Linked DNA regions of Mus musculus: regions 1 and 2 are each linked to region 3. Evidence: chromatin loops called from intact Hi-C (ENCODE). Cell type or tissue: gastrocnemius. All regions are shown on one strand.

Region 1 (5,000 bases), 280 kb after region 3:
CTAAATTTATTCTGTTCATAGAAATTGCTGTTTAGAGTGGGGTTTTGGTATGGTTTGGTTTTTTTGAGGCGGGGTTTCTCTGTGTAGCTTTCGTTGTCCTAGAACTCACTCTAAAGACCAGGCTGGCCTCAAATAAGAGATCTGATTGCCTCTGCTTCCTGAGTGTTGAGATCAAAGGTGTGCACAACCTCCCAGCTGTGGTTTATACTGTAGAATTAAAAGTCTAGTGTATCACTGCCTTTTGTCCCCACATATTTCCACAAGCCCTGCCCCTTCTATACTCCTATTTATGGTCATCCCAAGACAATAAAGACCAGTAAAAAATGATGTAGAGTTCTATGCACTAGAGAGCTGTAGTTCTTGGGTGTGTGGCACTGCATGAGGGAACTGGCATTTCAGTTGTGTGTCATTGTATCCCTAGGTATCACCCTAACAGCCACTGCCACACTACACAGTGTGTTCTTCAGTAGTTTTGCTTACAGTCCCAGAGTTCTACAATCTGCACAATCTAACCTTAAAGCATTTTCAGCATCCCAAAACACCATAGCTTCATTTTGAGACCCAAAGTACTAGTCTCTCTCTTTTCTCCTCTCTTCTCTTTCACTCTTTCATCTCTCTTCTCTCTTCTCTCTCTCTCTCTCTCTCTCTCTCTCTCTCTCTCTCTCTCTCTCTATCTCTCTGTGTTTCTCTGCACACTTGCACATGCACCAAGTCCTTGAGACAAGACCAAGGGCCCAACAGCTACAATCCAATATATAAATGTAAGGAATTAAGAGTTAAAGAATACCAGGGAGACAAGGGGGGGAAACTAAGTGAAATGTTAGAAACAAATAAACTAGCCTGTTCACAGTTGGGTATTCTCATGCACGGTGGCTGGGAGCATCAGGAGAGGCCCCTCCCTTCTCACCTGAGACTTATACTGCTGGCAACCGAAAACTTGTCCCCACTTCAGCCCTTCCTAATGTCCTAACCTATGCCCACATGCCTTAGGTAAGTTTATTTGGGCTACCAGTACAACCTTCAAGTGTCCCCCAATTTCTCCAGAACTGAGGGGATCTTTACCCCTTAATGTCCAGCTCACATAATCTGAGCCCTCATCCTGTGTGACTTCAAGGGGGTTGTGTACTCCTCAAGTATTTCTAAGAGTCCTGGGAAACGCTCCTCACAAAACGTTTGCAAATATATCCTGGTCTTTGTTGTAAACTTATTCGAGGCTATTATTCTGTTTTCCCAAAGTTGTTTTCCTTCCGAATGAAAATTATTTCATCTTCCCAGAGGCAACCTCTTAACACAGTTTTGTAAGTGTAAAATTTTTACAATAGGCATTTCCCCAAATCACAAAAGTACACCAAACATCACGTGTTTCTAAACTTTACATCTGAACTCAAGATAAAAGAGACTGTAGGACAGGGAAAATGATTCTTTAAAACACAGCATTACTACTATTCTACTGTCCTAGACTCTTTTGGACAAAAATATTTTAGGAAAGAATTCCCTGTCAGCCACCGTACTCGTTAAACACAGTCAGCCATAGTGCTGTAGAATAGCAGAATAGCTCCCAAATCAAAAGGCTTCCAACATTGCACTAAGGAAAGATTTTCCTTTGTGTATGTGCACACGCGTGTGCATCTAACTGATTGCATACACAAGTGCAGTTGTGGAAGTCAAAGGACAACCTCAGATGTCATTCCCAGACACTGCTCACCGTTTAAAGGAAGAAGGGAGGGAAGGAAAAAAGGAAAAGGGGGAGGTGAGGAGAAAGAAGAGAAGAAATGGAAGGAGGGAGGGAGGAAAGGAGAGGTTCCGGTGTATTTTACCACTTATTGGGGGTGAGTATCTGTTTCATCAGTTTGTTACAATCCCATTACTAAATAACAAACTACATCAATCAAAACCAGAAGAAAAGTTGAACTAAGACCGGAACAGAAATAACTTCGTGAAAAACCAGGATGTGGCACCAATCCGACCTCTGCTGCTCCACCCTAGAAAGGCTAAGGCTGTGGCGAAGCCTGAGGGTAACCAAGAGTCCACCTCTGCGCAGGCGCCGACCGAGATGCCACCACGCCTTTAAAGTGCACCCGGAAGTGACGCGATTCGCGCTGAGCCAGGGCCGGGTAAGGTCTGAGCGAAGCGCCTAGGCTAGCGGGCCCGGCGCGCCTCCTCGGCCACTATGAGCTGCACGATCGAGAAGATCTTGACGGACGCCAAGACGCTGCTGGAGCGGCTGCGCGAGCACGATGCGGCGGCCGAGTCGCTGGTGGACCAGTCGGCTGCGCTGCACCGGCGGGTGGCGGCGATGCGGGAGGCGGGCGCCGTGTTACCCGAGCAGGTCGGCCGGGGGCCGAGCCGCGCCCAGGGGTGGACGCTGCGGGCGGGTGGGTGGGGTCGCGCGGCCTGATTTATCTTGGTCTGGAGGGCAGGGCGGATGTGTGAGCTTCCTGTGTCGTGGGTGGGACTGCTGCCTCCTCCGCAGCACCTGCCCATGTTTACAGTGCCTTAGTCTGTCTTTCTGTCCAGTATCAAGAGGATGCATCCGACGTGAAGGACATGTCTAAATATAAACCTCACATTCTGCTGTCTCAAGAGAATACCCAGATTAGAGACTTACAGCAGGAAAACAGAGGTTAGTCAGGCGTGTGTGTGTGTGTGTGTGTGTGTGTGTCTAGGATTTTTTTTTTCTGGTAATACTACTTTGGACATTCTTACACAAGTGCCTGAACAGTTCACAAGCGTGCACATCGCATACATATATTTAGATCAGTGCTTCAAGGGTCAACTGGTAACAGTAAAATCTGTTAGATTGCTCTTTTAAAAGTCTTCCTGGTTGATGACCTTGAAAGATGTATTCAGTAGTTTAGCAGAGTTGAATTGTTAGATGGCTGGGGAGTGACCACATACCAAATGGAGGCTTCTATAACTAAAGTTCATAGTCTCCAAATGTAACATTTCGATATTAGAGTGAACACTAAAGTTAAGATCGACGTTTCTTTAATGTTCCTGTGCAAGATGGAAGGCTAGAACTTCGTCCCCCAAATACATAGTCTTAGGGTTGTTGATGACAGCAGGATGGTAGTTGTCTGATGGAGCCCTTTTACATCTGCCATTCCACTCTATGCCCCTGACCAAGTATTTACACAATGCAGCTAAGAAACAGGTTCACAGACACCAGTTGGAACCAGCCAGAAGGCCTGAACTGCCAAGCTGGAGGATCTGAGGCCATTCCAAGGGCCTACGTGGTTTAAGGAGAGAACTGACTCCTGGGGGTTCTTCTCTGACCCGACATGTGCCGTGGTTCACACAAATCAACAAAATGTAGTTTTTTTTTTTTAATTTTAATGAGCTCATTTTTGCTTCTGAGAAGTCAATTAGAAAACTGAATTCAAATCCGTGCCTCGTGATTACACGTCCCATTTTATTTGCACAAGACTCTACTGCCTAGAGAGTTGGTTTTCAGGTACACTGTTCACGTCTGTGGGCTTGAATACTGATTTCCAACTTTGGATTCCCAGTGTCCCGTGGAGTGTCTGAGAGCTCCAGCTGTTAGGAGGTTTGCCTTGAGACCAGTCTTAGACGTCATTGTCCAGATGTTTGCTTTTGTTGTTAGAACTGTGGGTTTCCTTGGAGGAGCACCAGGATGCGTTGGAACTGATCATGAGCAAGTACCGGAAACAGATGTTACAGTTAATGGTCGCTAAGAAAGCCGTGGATGCCGAACCAGTTCTGAAAGCTCACCAGTCTCACTCTGCAGTAAGAAACACTGATAAATAAATTGTAAATAAACTGAACTGAAATCGTGGGGTCGTTCCTTTGTTTGCAGAAAACAGTGTTCCTCTTTCTGCATATTTTCATAATCACTCTGAATTTGGCTGTGGCTTTGTGAAGACATGAATAAAGGAAGGGGATAAGGGCCTCTTCCATCCTTTAGTGGTCAAGTTACCTCCCTCACCAGGGATTTCTTTTCAGCTTGACACAGAAAGATTGAGAGTAGGCCATCCTGGGCTACATAGCAAGTGTGATACCAGCTAGTGTTGAAGGCATTCAGTGACTGCTTAGCTGATTGTTGTACATTCTATCGAGCCATAAGTTTTATAGTTCCAAGGGCATGAGTCGGATTTTATCCCTCGCTTCCACATAGCAAGCAGTCACTAACTTCATCAAATGACTCAGACTGTGTTATGGGGGGAGGGCTGGTCTTGTTCCTTTGTTTTATAGCAGTTCCTCCTCTTTGATCCTTCACTGTTTAACTTGGAGGAGCCAGCAATTACCTTGCAGTTTGTAGGGTGTTTCCTTGCCCTATTTTAGCTTTTACTGTAGTAATTAATTGGAAGCAACTATTTACTACAGTGAAAGATGCACCACGTTTCATCTTCTATCGTTAGGAGTTTTAGGCAATGGAATGTTTAAAATATTTGAATGTTTTAAATATCTAAATATTTGAGTTGTCTGTTATATTACTTTTGGTTGGTTGGGTGGGTGTTTTGTTTGTTTAGGGTTTTGTTTTGTTTTTTGCAGCTAGGTCTCATTTAGCCCAGGCTGGCCTCTTAACTCCTAACCCTCCTCCCTAGGCCTCCCAAGGGCTAGGATTACACGTGTATGCCACCACACCTGGTCCCTGGATATCAAACATTCTTTTGAAAATTGGAAATTATTTGAAATGCCACAGATTGATAGATTGATATTATTATAGCTCGAAATATAGTATGATTGCAATGTAACTTCTGTAGTGTGTACAAAGGGAGCCACTTCCCACTTACTCTTACTTCTCAAGGTTTTAATAGACATAAAATTCTCCTGTACATGCGTTCCATGGTCTTCATCACTAGGAACCTTTTCTTCATCTTATTTTCACAGGAGATTGAAAGTCAGATCGATAGAATCTGTGAAATGGGAGCAGTGATGCGGAGAGCTGTTCAGGTGGACGATAACCAATTCTGTAAGGTTCAGGAGAGACTAGCTCAGCTGGAGGTAAGGCTCTCACTGCCAGAAGGTCACCTCTTTTT
Region 2 (5,000 bases), 88 kb after region 3:
TTTATAATACTGATCTGTTGAAATTAATTGACGTTTTTTATTTCTTTCAGGAACTCTGATTTCATAACTGAAATGCTGTTAATGCATATTTTTCTTCTTTGCCATTTTCTGTTTGTAATCCACAGCTGATCTGTCACTAATGTTCTTAATGTACTACTACAGTTTGAATTCAGGTTCCTGAACTATGAATAAAATATCTCTAACCTTTGTATCAACCAAAGCAATTTGCCTTTTGACATCATTAAATTATATTTATATGAAGTAGAAGATGTTTATTATCAGCTAAAGTAATAAAGTTATGTATATTTGTAATAGGACATGCATTAGACCTAATCCAAAAGAATCTAAAATGTTTTCAACTTTTATTGAACCATTTTGATGACAATAGCCTTATCCTGCCTGTTATTCTTAGTGATCTTCCTAAAACAAGTTTTTTACTCAGCTGAAAAGATGGATCAGGATTAGAAGCCTGTATACTTCATAATCTTTAAAAATTTAAATTTCAAAAGATGGTATCTTAAACAATAAGGTCTGTTTTCCTTGCTTAAACACTACTCCATTTTTCGAACCCAAACTGCAATACAGCAGCTGATACAGTCCTACATAAATAAATGAAGCTCGATTCTCCTAACTATTCTTCATCTCATTCTATTTTTTATACTGCTATTTCTTATACATTTGCTTTCTTGGTCTTGTCCAACTCTAGTCCTCCTATTTATGTCCAAAAGTCAATCTCCTAAATGGTCTGAATGAATTATGTAAAATTATCATCCACCCTTCTGTAGCCTGTAGACATGACTACTATCAAATTAATTATAAGTAATTTGTTTATTTTTATATAAAATGTTTCTACTTGGCTATGTCCTTGAGATCAGAGATTATATTGTTTTAAACAAGTCTCAATCCAATGGCTTCTTTCAGTCTTGAGGTATGAGCACTTGCACTCCAGAGGGTTTGATAAGAGGGAATACTCCCTTCTTGAATCACTTCGTTCCTAGGTTTCCATAATTTCCTATTCTCCTTAGGCTTCACCTCCTCTACTAGCCTCTCTTTCTTAGGCAATCTCCCTTGTTTTTTCAGATATTTTTGCTTCAAACTCCTGTGTTAACTCCTTTTGATTCTATAATTACATGTTATCTAAAAAGTGTATTTCCAGTCCAAGACTTGATTTTTAGGATTTTTGTTTGCTCTGTCTGCTGTCTGTCTCTCTCTCTTGATTTTTAGGATTTTTGTTTGCTCTGTCTGCTGTCTGTCTGTCTGTCTGTCTGTCTGTCTCTCTCTCTCTCTCTCTCTCTGTGTGTGTGTGTGTGTGTGTGTGTGTGTGTGTGTGTGTGTGGTATGTCAGGTATACAAGAGCTCTCACAAACCAGAAAAGGACAGCAGACCTTCAAACTAGTTACAGGCAGTTGTAAAACTCCCCATGTTGATTCCAGGAACAAAACTGAGGCCTTCTGGAAGAACATCAGACACTGATAACCTCTAAGCCATCTTGCAAGCCCTAGACCAAGACTTTAAATGGCACTTATATGCCAATAATTACTAAATACTGACCCTTCTGGAGTAGTCCAGCTGTATTTGTCTAACATCCCCACATGGATAGCTATGATATTTCTAACATTATACATGACCAAAATTACTTCAAATCGAGTTTGTTTGGTTTTTTCAGGCTGGAGATGTAACTCAATAGTAGCCTATCTGATAGACAGTCCTACTTTCTGTTCCTGTATTAGTTACTTTTCTATTGATGTGATAATATATCAAAACCAACAGAAGGAAAACTTTATTAAAGATTGCAGTTCATTGGAGATAAGAATACAACATGGCCAGGAAGTGCATGATGGCTATGCAGCAAGGTGAGAGCTTACATCTTGAAGCAGATAAAGTGAACTAGAAATGGTACAAGTCTTAAAACCTTCAAAGCCTGCCTCCACAGACAACTTCTACCCAAAGAGGCCACACCTTTTAAGCCTCCCCAAACAGTGCCACCAATTGGGATCCAAGCATCCAAACACCACAGAGCACAGGGATATTTCTCATTCAACCTGCCATAATACCCAATATAAGGAAAGAAATGAAGCCTTTCGTTCTCTTTGCATTCTTACCTCCAGCAAGTCCTTTTCTGGAGCCTGTGACTCTCTTGAAGTTTGTGGTATACAGCAATATTAAGATGCTCATTTTTGCCTAGCATGGTGGCACATGCCTTTAATCCCAGCACTTGGGAGGCAGAGGCAGGTGGATTTTTGAGTTCAAGGCCAGCCTGGTCAACAGAGTGAGTTCCAGGACAACCAGGGCTACACAAAGAAACTCTGTCTCGAAAAACAAAAAACAACAACAACAAAAACAAAACAAAACAAAAAAAAACAAAAACAAAAACAAAAAAAATCATAGCATGGATCAGAGTATGAAGACACAGCAAGAATCTCTGTGCCCAAAGGAGACATAGAACATGTATCCAGTAAGGTCTACTCATTCTAAACTCTTAATCAAATGATGATCCTCTAATAGTAGCTGAAGACAAAAGGAATTTCCAACAAGTCAAAAATAGAAGCCTCTTTCTAAAAAAAAAAAAAGAAAGAAAATTCTTTAATATGCTCTTAACTTCTAAAAGATATTAATATTATAGTTCTTACAAAAATTTCAAAACTGAATATTCAAATTTAAAATGATCTCATTTTTTTAATATTCCCATTCTTCTCTACTGCAGCTCTCTTTTATCTGCCCTGTGGTTCCATTATCATGCATCTCCAGCCAACTCTCTTCCTCCCCTATAGCTATTTCATTTCTTCTACAGTTCATTCAGAAGGGCTTTGTAGCAGGCCAACACTGCCCCCTACTGTCCACACCTCCTTTTACTGTTTGCTTTTGCGCGCTCTCTCTCTCTCTCTCTCTCTCTCTCTCTCTCTCTCTCTCTCTCTCTCTCTTTCCCTCCCTCCCTCCTCCTTCTTTTTGTCGTTCTTTTTCTTCCTTTCTCTTTTTTGATACCAACCCAACTACTTTTTTTTTCCCAACCCAATTACAGTGTCCAGAAACCCAGAGGAAGATCTGGTCTATGATTTCTGGGTATGTTGGGATGTTTTTGTTTTGTTTTGTTGGTTTGTTTTTTGCCTCCCTTTTGTCATCTACCATTAACCAGAATTCCCACATATCCACCTCACTTTTTCTTTGTCTGAATTATTCCTGCCCTTATGTATGTCCCTCTCCTCTACTTCACATCTGAATGGGGTGGGAGAGAAGGAATAAAAAAAGGACATGACTGCTTCTAGGTATGATGAAATATCCAGAAGGTTTATTCTGTAGAGAAAAAAGGAGAGCAAAGTCGGAGATCAGTAAACATGACCCTGATCCTGGCCATGTGAGGAGAGGCAGTAAGGTAGAGGTGAGTCAGGAGAGTAAAAAAGTAGATAAAAAGGGGAAAGGTCCAAGTAACCAAAGTGGCTGGATTATATAGGGAAGAGCAGCCCAGCCCTTGGGCTAGAATTTAGGGTAGGGAGTAGGGTATGCCAGCCCGAAGAGCCTGTAACCTGTAGAAACTCGGGGATGCTGGGAGAACCTGGCAGTCAGGTCTACTTTGATATACTAACTAGGCACCTCATTTAACCATCTGTTCCATATTTGAGACCTAACAACATTTACCAATCTAATATTCAACACCACTCTCACTGGGTTGCTTACCTCCTCTTTTCCTTTGCATTCATCCTAAAGTATTAATATGAACTATACCATCAGGGTCCCTTTATTCCCCAAACTAATTAGTACTTAAGTGTCTCTTTTATAGTCCCTTGCTATTCTATTACCAGAGTGGGTTAACTCCTGGATAGCTGTTGCTGCAGAACTCACAGGGGCAGACTGAAGATAGAACCTAATGTCAGTCTAACAGATAAAATCATCACCAGGACTAGTGTTCTCTTGAACACTGCAAACACATACACTGAAAGAAGAGGGCAACCTAAATTTCCAAACAAAACCAAATCTTAACCATGATCTAACCCCAGAAAGGCAAGTCCAAGTGCAAAACCACAAATTAAATGAAAAAAAAACAAGACAACTTGTCTTCAAAAATTAGCAATTCCACCCTAATGGTCCCCAATCAAAATGGTTTGATGAAATACCAGGTGCATAGGTTTTAAAATGATTATAAATATAGCAACAACCCAAAGAGGACTTCAGTATTTTCTAAGAGCACATAAACAACTGAATAAGGAGATGAAGAAGTGGTTCAGCAGTTAAGAGCACTGGCTGTTCCTATAGAGGACATGGGTCCAATTCCCAGACTCACATGGCAGCTCACAATTGTCTATAACTCCAGGTGCAGGGGATCCTTGGTACCAGGAATATATGAGCTGCATATATATGTACATGTAGGCAAAATACTCATACATGTAAAATAAAATAAATAATTTTTTAAAAAGAAAAACAGCTGAATAAGAAGTCAATCTATTATATGAAATACATTTTAATAAAGAGAAATACTAATAAAAACCCAAACCAAAAACCTATTTCTGATGATAGAAATGAACACGTTAAATAAAAGGTTGAGTGTAAAACCCCACTCACAAAATGGGTCATGTACAAGATAGAATGTATGGCCACAAAGACAAAAGAGAGTAACTGGATCATTCAGCCAAGGGCAATGATAATTTCTTTTAATATATAAATAGAACATGCAAGAAATCTGGGACTCCATGAAAAGGCAAAATCTACATATCATAGGTATATAGGAAGAAGAATTTTATGCAAAGGGCATAGAAAATATAATAAAACTATAAAAGAAAATATCTCAAATCTTAAAAAGGGAAACTCATACTGATACAAAAGATAGACAGAACCCAGAGAGGACCAGAATGAAATTTCCCACATCACATTATACTCAAAACATTAAATGTACAGAACATAGCTTCAAATGAAGGGTTAAAAACTGCCCTGAGCAACCTGCCATCCCAGGGGATCTCCATTCTCCCACCTCCATCTCCATCAGACTCCTGAACCATACAGTTAAGTTA
Region 3 (5,000 bases):
TGGGCAAAGGGGTGGGGAAGCCCAAGGGAAGGGGCTGATGTTGAGAAATACCAACCAGCAGGAAGACCCCCTGAGAGTCAGGAGAATGTGAGCAAGTCCCAACAGAGGTCTTGGGGGGTTGAAATCATAACAGAGAGGGTGATGATAATGGGGGAGGGGAGACGCAAGGCTGAAATAGAGAAGGTGCTTTGAAAGAAAGGGAAGGGTCTCAGGAGGGTCCTGTGGGGGCAGGGGACTTAGGTGAGCTCACACCTCTGAGGAAGAGCTTTTGCTGTCACCTGCACCTCTGCAGAGGCTCCCAAGGATGAGGGGAGAGGAGCAGATGGATAGCTGAGAGGGACAAAAGGTTGGGAGCTGGATAAAATCAAGAAGCATTGATTCTCTCTCTCTCTCTCTCTCTCTCTCTCTCTCTCTCTCTCTCTCTCTCTCTCTCTCTCTCTCTTTGTGTGTGTGTGTGTGTGTGTGTGTGTGTGTGTGTGTGTGTGTGATCACAGGCTTCCTGAGCCCACATCAGCTTCATGACCTGAGGATAACATTTTTTCCCCTTTGTAAAAGAAGAAAAAAAAAAAAGGAGGGATTTCAAAACATTAATAAGAGAAAGTACCTGCCCATCTTACCGAGATTGGCCAGACACACTACCCTCTGGGATTTCTGAACTCTAAGTGTCATCCCCCCCTCTCCCTCCCCCGAAGGGAATGTTTCAGTGACTCTCCTTTGAAGTGTTCACACTTTGCCTCCAGTGAATATTTATTTGCCTTTGAAACTTTCTGTCATCTTCGATGAGAGGGGCTTTCATGAACCTCCTTCTGACCCAGGGGTCCACCTCTGCCAGGAAGGGAGCCCAGAGCTGAGCACTGGACCGACAGGCCTCACGCTGGTCCCAGCTCTGCCTTTAATACCTTCATGGAGCTGCCTGAATCCTTTACCTCTCTGCCTGACCAGAAGCTGCCCTTGTGCTGGGTAAAGCACAAATCACCTGTGGGAAACATCGTCCAGAATACAGCGTCAGCCCCAGCCTCATCTCCAACACTGTAGACACCCAACACACTGCAGATGTGATAAGTGGGGGGGGGGGATCACAAACCATGTCATAATGCAGACAAAGACAAAATAAAATGTTTGCTTAGAATCTACAGATGCTCGGGGCCTGCTGAGTGACACAGGCCATTGGAAAGCCGGAGTCTCTGAGCCATCTCTGTGCGCTCCTGGCTGAATCCCTCCCTGGCACACACAGTTTGAAGTATTGAGGGGACGGCCCAGGGACTGGCAGCCAGCTATTTATATTCTAGCTGGAGCAGAAGCAATGCACCCTGGGAGAGAGTCCCGAGTAGTACCTATGGGGGTAAGAAAGGCTTGAGTCACACAAATGAGGAGGAACCCAAGAGACAGTGCGTGCTTACAATATAGAGTAGTGGGCGGTGGCCTTTATTCTTTGGAAAGAAGCTTTGGGGAACCTATGACCTCTAGGACTTTAAGAACATGGGAACCTGAAAGGCAAGGAAAACAAGAAGCCCAGACAAGAGACGGAGCATGAGCTGAAGATGTAGACGCCTCCTAAGGCGGTGGCTCTCAGCCTTCCTGATGCTGTGACCCTTTAATACAGTTCCTCGTGGTGTGGTGACCCCCAGCCATAAAATTATTTTATTGCTACTTTATGACTTTAATTTTGCTATCTTTATGAATTGTAATGTAAATTTCTACGTCTTCCCATGGTCTTCTGCGACCCTGCGAAAGGGGTTGAGTCTCTATTCAAAGGCTGAGAGCCCCTGCCCTAAGGGCTGAGACAAGCCTCTGAAGCTGGTAACAGGAGCCCAGGACCACTGCTCTAGGACAGTTCAGCAATGTAAATAAGAAGGAAACTTAGCCTCTCCAACCCTGAGGACCTCAAGTGGCCGGTAGCTCTCAGTAGACTGATGAAACCCTTCCACTTCCTCAGCCCTGAAGGGACTCCAGTCTCTGGTGACCTGCTGTAAAAAGCCTGAGAGTGTCAAGGCACCTAAGGTGGATTCAGCTCCCACCGCGATCAGAAGTATCCATGCTGCCTGCTCAGAGGAGGCCAGGAAGGCTGGGAGTGGCCTTAACAAAAGGCCCAAGTTCTCAGAAATTAGAAAGCATTGCGTGCTAAACCACGTTGATTGCTCCATAAACCGACTCCCTTAATGCATAAACAGCAGTGTGAACTGAGCACTGATGGCTACCGATCTTGGACCCACTCGCGTGGACAGTCAATGTCTTGTTGAGGAGACGTGAGACAAGCACTCCCAGACAATGAGTTCTTGAGTTCATGAGATACACGCAACTTGTCAAGTCCTTGCAATGCTTCTTTCTGACAGCAGGGGGGAGCCAACACCTGGTAAACGCCCGGGCACACTAAACCTTGCCGGTGCAGAAGAAACTGCCAAAGAAACAACCAGGAAATGATACCTTGGAAAGAACTGAAACCCAAGCAGGCTGGAAATGGAGGCAGCTCAGGCCCAGGTTTTGTAGGTGTTGCGGCCAAGATTATCGATCCCCCGAGTAAAGCAAATGTCAGCTGGGGAAGTCCAGGCTGGCCTTTAGGGTGACTGTTGCTCCGTATCTTACTCTAGCACCACAGACAAACACAATCTATTTCCTCTTTCTTTCTGTCGTGTCTGAGCTCACTCCGGTCAGGGCTAAGCCAAGCTCAGAAGAGGCAAAGACCTCAGGAAGGAAGTGGAAGGGGATTGGCTGGCTTCTTCCAGTTCAGCCTTACTGCTTGTCACTAACGTGTCTCCTCATATTCAAATTCCAACCATCCGGCTTTCTCCTCTTACTGCAGTATGTGGAAGTGTTCTACCTGGAAGAGAAAAGCTCAGGCGATCTCTCTATGCTCCCATTTTCTCCTTTGTGAAAGGAATATAAATATAAATATATTCGATGACAAAAAAGAAACCTGGACCGTGAGAGGCACGCCTCCAAGAGGTGAGAACAGAAGAAGCTACGAGAGCCTCCTTCTATCTCAGGTGTCCACCTCTGCCAGAAAGGGAGCCGGAGCTGAGCACTGGACCGACAGCCGACAGGCCTCGCGCTGGTCCCAGCTCTGCCTTTAATACCTTCATAGAGCTGGCTGAATCCTTTACCTCTTAGCATGACCAGAAGCTGTCCCTGTTCTGGGACCAGAGGAAGGCAAATGTGGGAACCCCGTGAGAGCACAGGCTCTTAGCTGTGTGACCTTGAATGTGTTGCTTAACCTTTCCTAGCCTCAGGTTCCTCTTCATCAAACGAGAAGTGGGGGGATGGAATGAGATGAGATTTAGTGGGTCCTTAGTGGTGACAAGTGATAGCATATCCCCTCACCACATTAAATAATAGATGGAGGCGCACCAGTTGGCTGGTGCCTGCAAAGTGTCAGGCATTATAATGAATTTCAAAAGTCATAAAATGATAAATTTTTTTGGATTTTATGCTCATTTAGCAGTTTTCTGCTTGCTTTGACAGTCATTTCTTTGCACATTTACCAGAAACAGGTAATATTCAGCAAGACACACTTCACTATCATTTAAAGGATGAAAATACTAAGATTCAAGGAGATTAAATGAATTAGCTAAAGTCCAGCCACTCAGGAAAAGAACCAGGAAAAAACGACTCTTCATAACTCTAATTACTACCTTCAAGGATATAATAATAATACTATCATGAGATGGGACTTAAGAGGAGACCCTAATCAAGTTGTATAGAATGAAGTCAAACAAGGGCACAACCGGGAAGGGGGAAGCATGTTTGCTAGAACCATGGTACGTGTTTGATCAAGCCAGCAGCCTTCACTGTCCACTACAGGCAAAAGCCCCAAAGAGAACAGACGGCACTTGGCTCTCTTCATGAGAGAAGAAAGCTGGTACCACAGGCTCATACCTCAGATGAATTATGAACCTTATAAACACATTTACCCCAGCAAAATGTTTTGTGCAGGCTGGGTGCTATGTCAGACACAAGAATCCAGTCACAGAGTCGAACCTTTGTGCAGCTTAGCAACCAGCAGGCAGGTGAACAATGAACAGATAATTCACCCAGAGACACACAAAGTCCTCCTTTAGCATCCACGGGACCCAGGATCCTGCCCAGTCTGCAGGTACTCAACTCTCACATGGAAGATGCTACGGTGTTTTCATAACTATACACATTCTCCCAGACACTCCAAATCATCTTCTCACCTAATATACTGAGAATGTTGTGTCAATATTTATTATTCTTTTCTGGGGCAGGGGTTTGGGAATAATGACACAAAAAGAAAATATGTCCTTTCAGGACACAGGTTTTTAGTCAAATGTTTGCAATCCATCATTGCTTGAACCCATGAGTATAAAATCAATGCACACAGGAAGGAGGCTGACTGTAATTACAAACTGGTATGTGTTGTGATAGATGTATCAGGTGTGTTCCAGGAAAACTTACAACCCTGAAATCTGGCCAATAGCTGGGAGGAACATTTGCAGACCCCAAAGCACACTGCAGGCATGAGCAAGCACATGCAAAAACCCAGCATAAAGCATGCAGAGCCCAAGGAAGGGGAAATGGGCAAAAAGTGAAAGACCCACAATGTGAGGACTCCCCCACGTTCTGACTCAGGAGAGGCGACACCCAAAATCACTCACAAGAAACGGTCTTGCTGCAAACTGCAAGAGGATTTTTTTTTTATTCAAGAGCTCTCTCAGGCCCAGGGTCATACACCACGCAGGGGTAGAGGACCGTGGCATGCCGAGTAGCTGGGTAAGGGGGTATTTAAAGGAAGAAACCTCAACTCAAGGAAGTGGGGAGTGCATTGTTGATTAAGAGTCCCAAGGAAGTGCAAAGTCACAAGAGTCACAAGGAATACCTGGTAATTGTGCAGGGTATCTCTCAAGACAGTTTCTAAGAGCCCCTAACAATAGCACATTTGCATAGCGGGTTCCAGCAATGGTCTGGATGACTTTCTTTGAATGAACACTCTTTGAACCCAGGAAGCAGTGGGTGGAGGAATGTCGCTATTTGTTTTATGATTA

Evidence for each region. A loop is a pair of places that touch in the nucleus more often than their neighbours do. Peaks named below come from ENCODE experiments on the same cell type or tissue, not always from the same donor. Only the 100,000 strongest peaks of a DNase experiment are listed, where the experiment ranks them.
Region 1: it touches region 3 in a loop (2.5-fold over the local background); 11 of 42 quality-filtered maps call a loop at or near these places.
Region 2: a loop joins it to region 3, with 14 times the contacts of the local background. A loop is called at or near these places in 40 of 42 quality-filtered maps.

Annotation. Positions count from the first base shown.
Region 1 is chr3:102,993,639-102,998,638 of GRCm38, forward strand. It overlaps Sike1 (suppressor of IKBKE 1), which reads left to right and starts at 2,102. Exons shown (of 5, transcript NM_025679.3): 1 at 2,102-2,329; 2 at 2,518-2,623; 3 at 3,605-3,747; 4 at 4,852-4,965. The coding sequence starts at 2,171. In gastrocnemius, no CTCF peak of the experiment used is centred here; a DNase peak (open chromatin) is centred at 2,076; H3K4me3 peaks cover 2,453 bases; H3K27ac peaks cover 2,781 bases.
Region 2 is chr3:102,801,294-102,806,293 of GRCm38, forward strand. No RefSeq gene overlaps it. Among named protein-coding and RNA genes, the nearest start is that of Tshb, 21 kb to the left of the region's middle. In gastrocnemius, a CTCF peak has its summit at 2,832 (motif pointing left); a DNase peak (open chromatin) is centred at 2,826.
Region 3 is chr3:102,712,846-102,717,845 of GRCm38, forward strand. No RefSeq gene overlaps it. Among named protein-coding and RNA genes, the nearest start is that of Tspan2, 19 kb to the right of the region's middle. In gastrocnemius, a CTCF peak has its summit at 2,325; a DNase peak (open chromatin) is centred at 2,338; H3K4me3 peaks cover 630 bases; H3K27ac peaks cover 879 bases.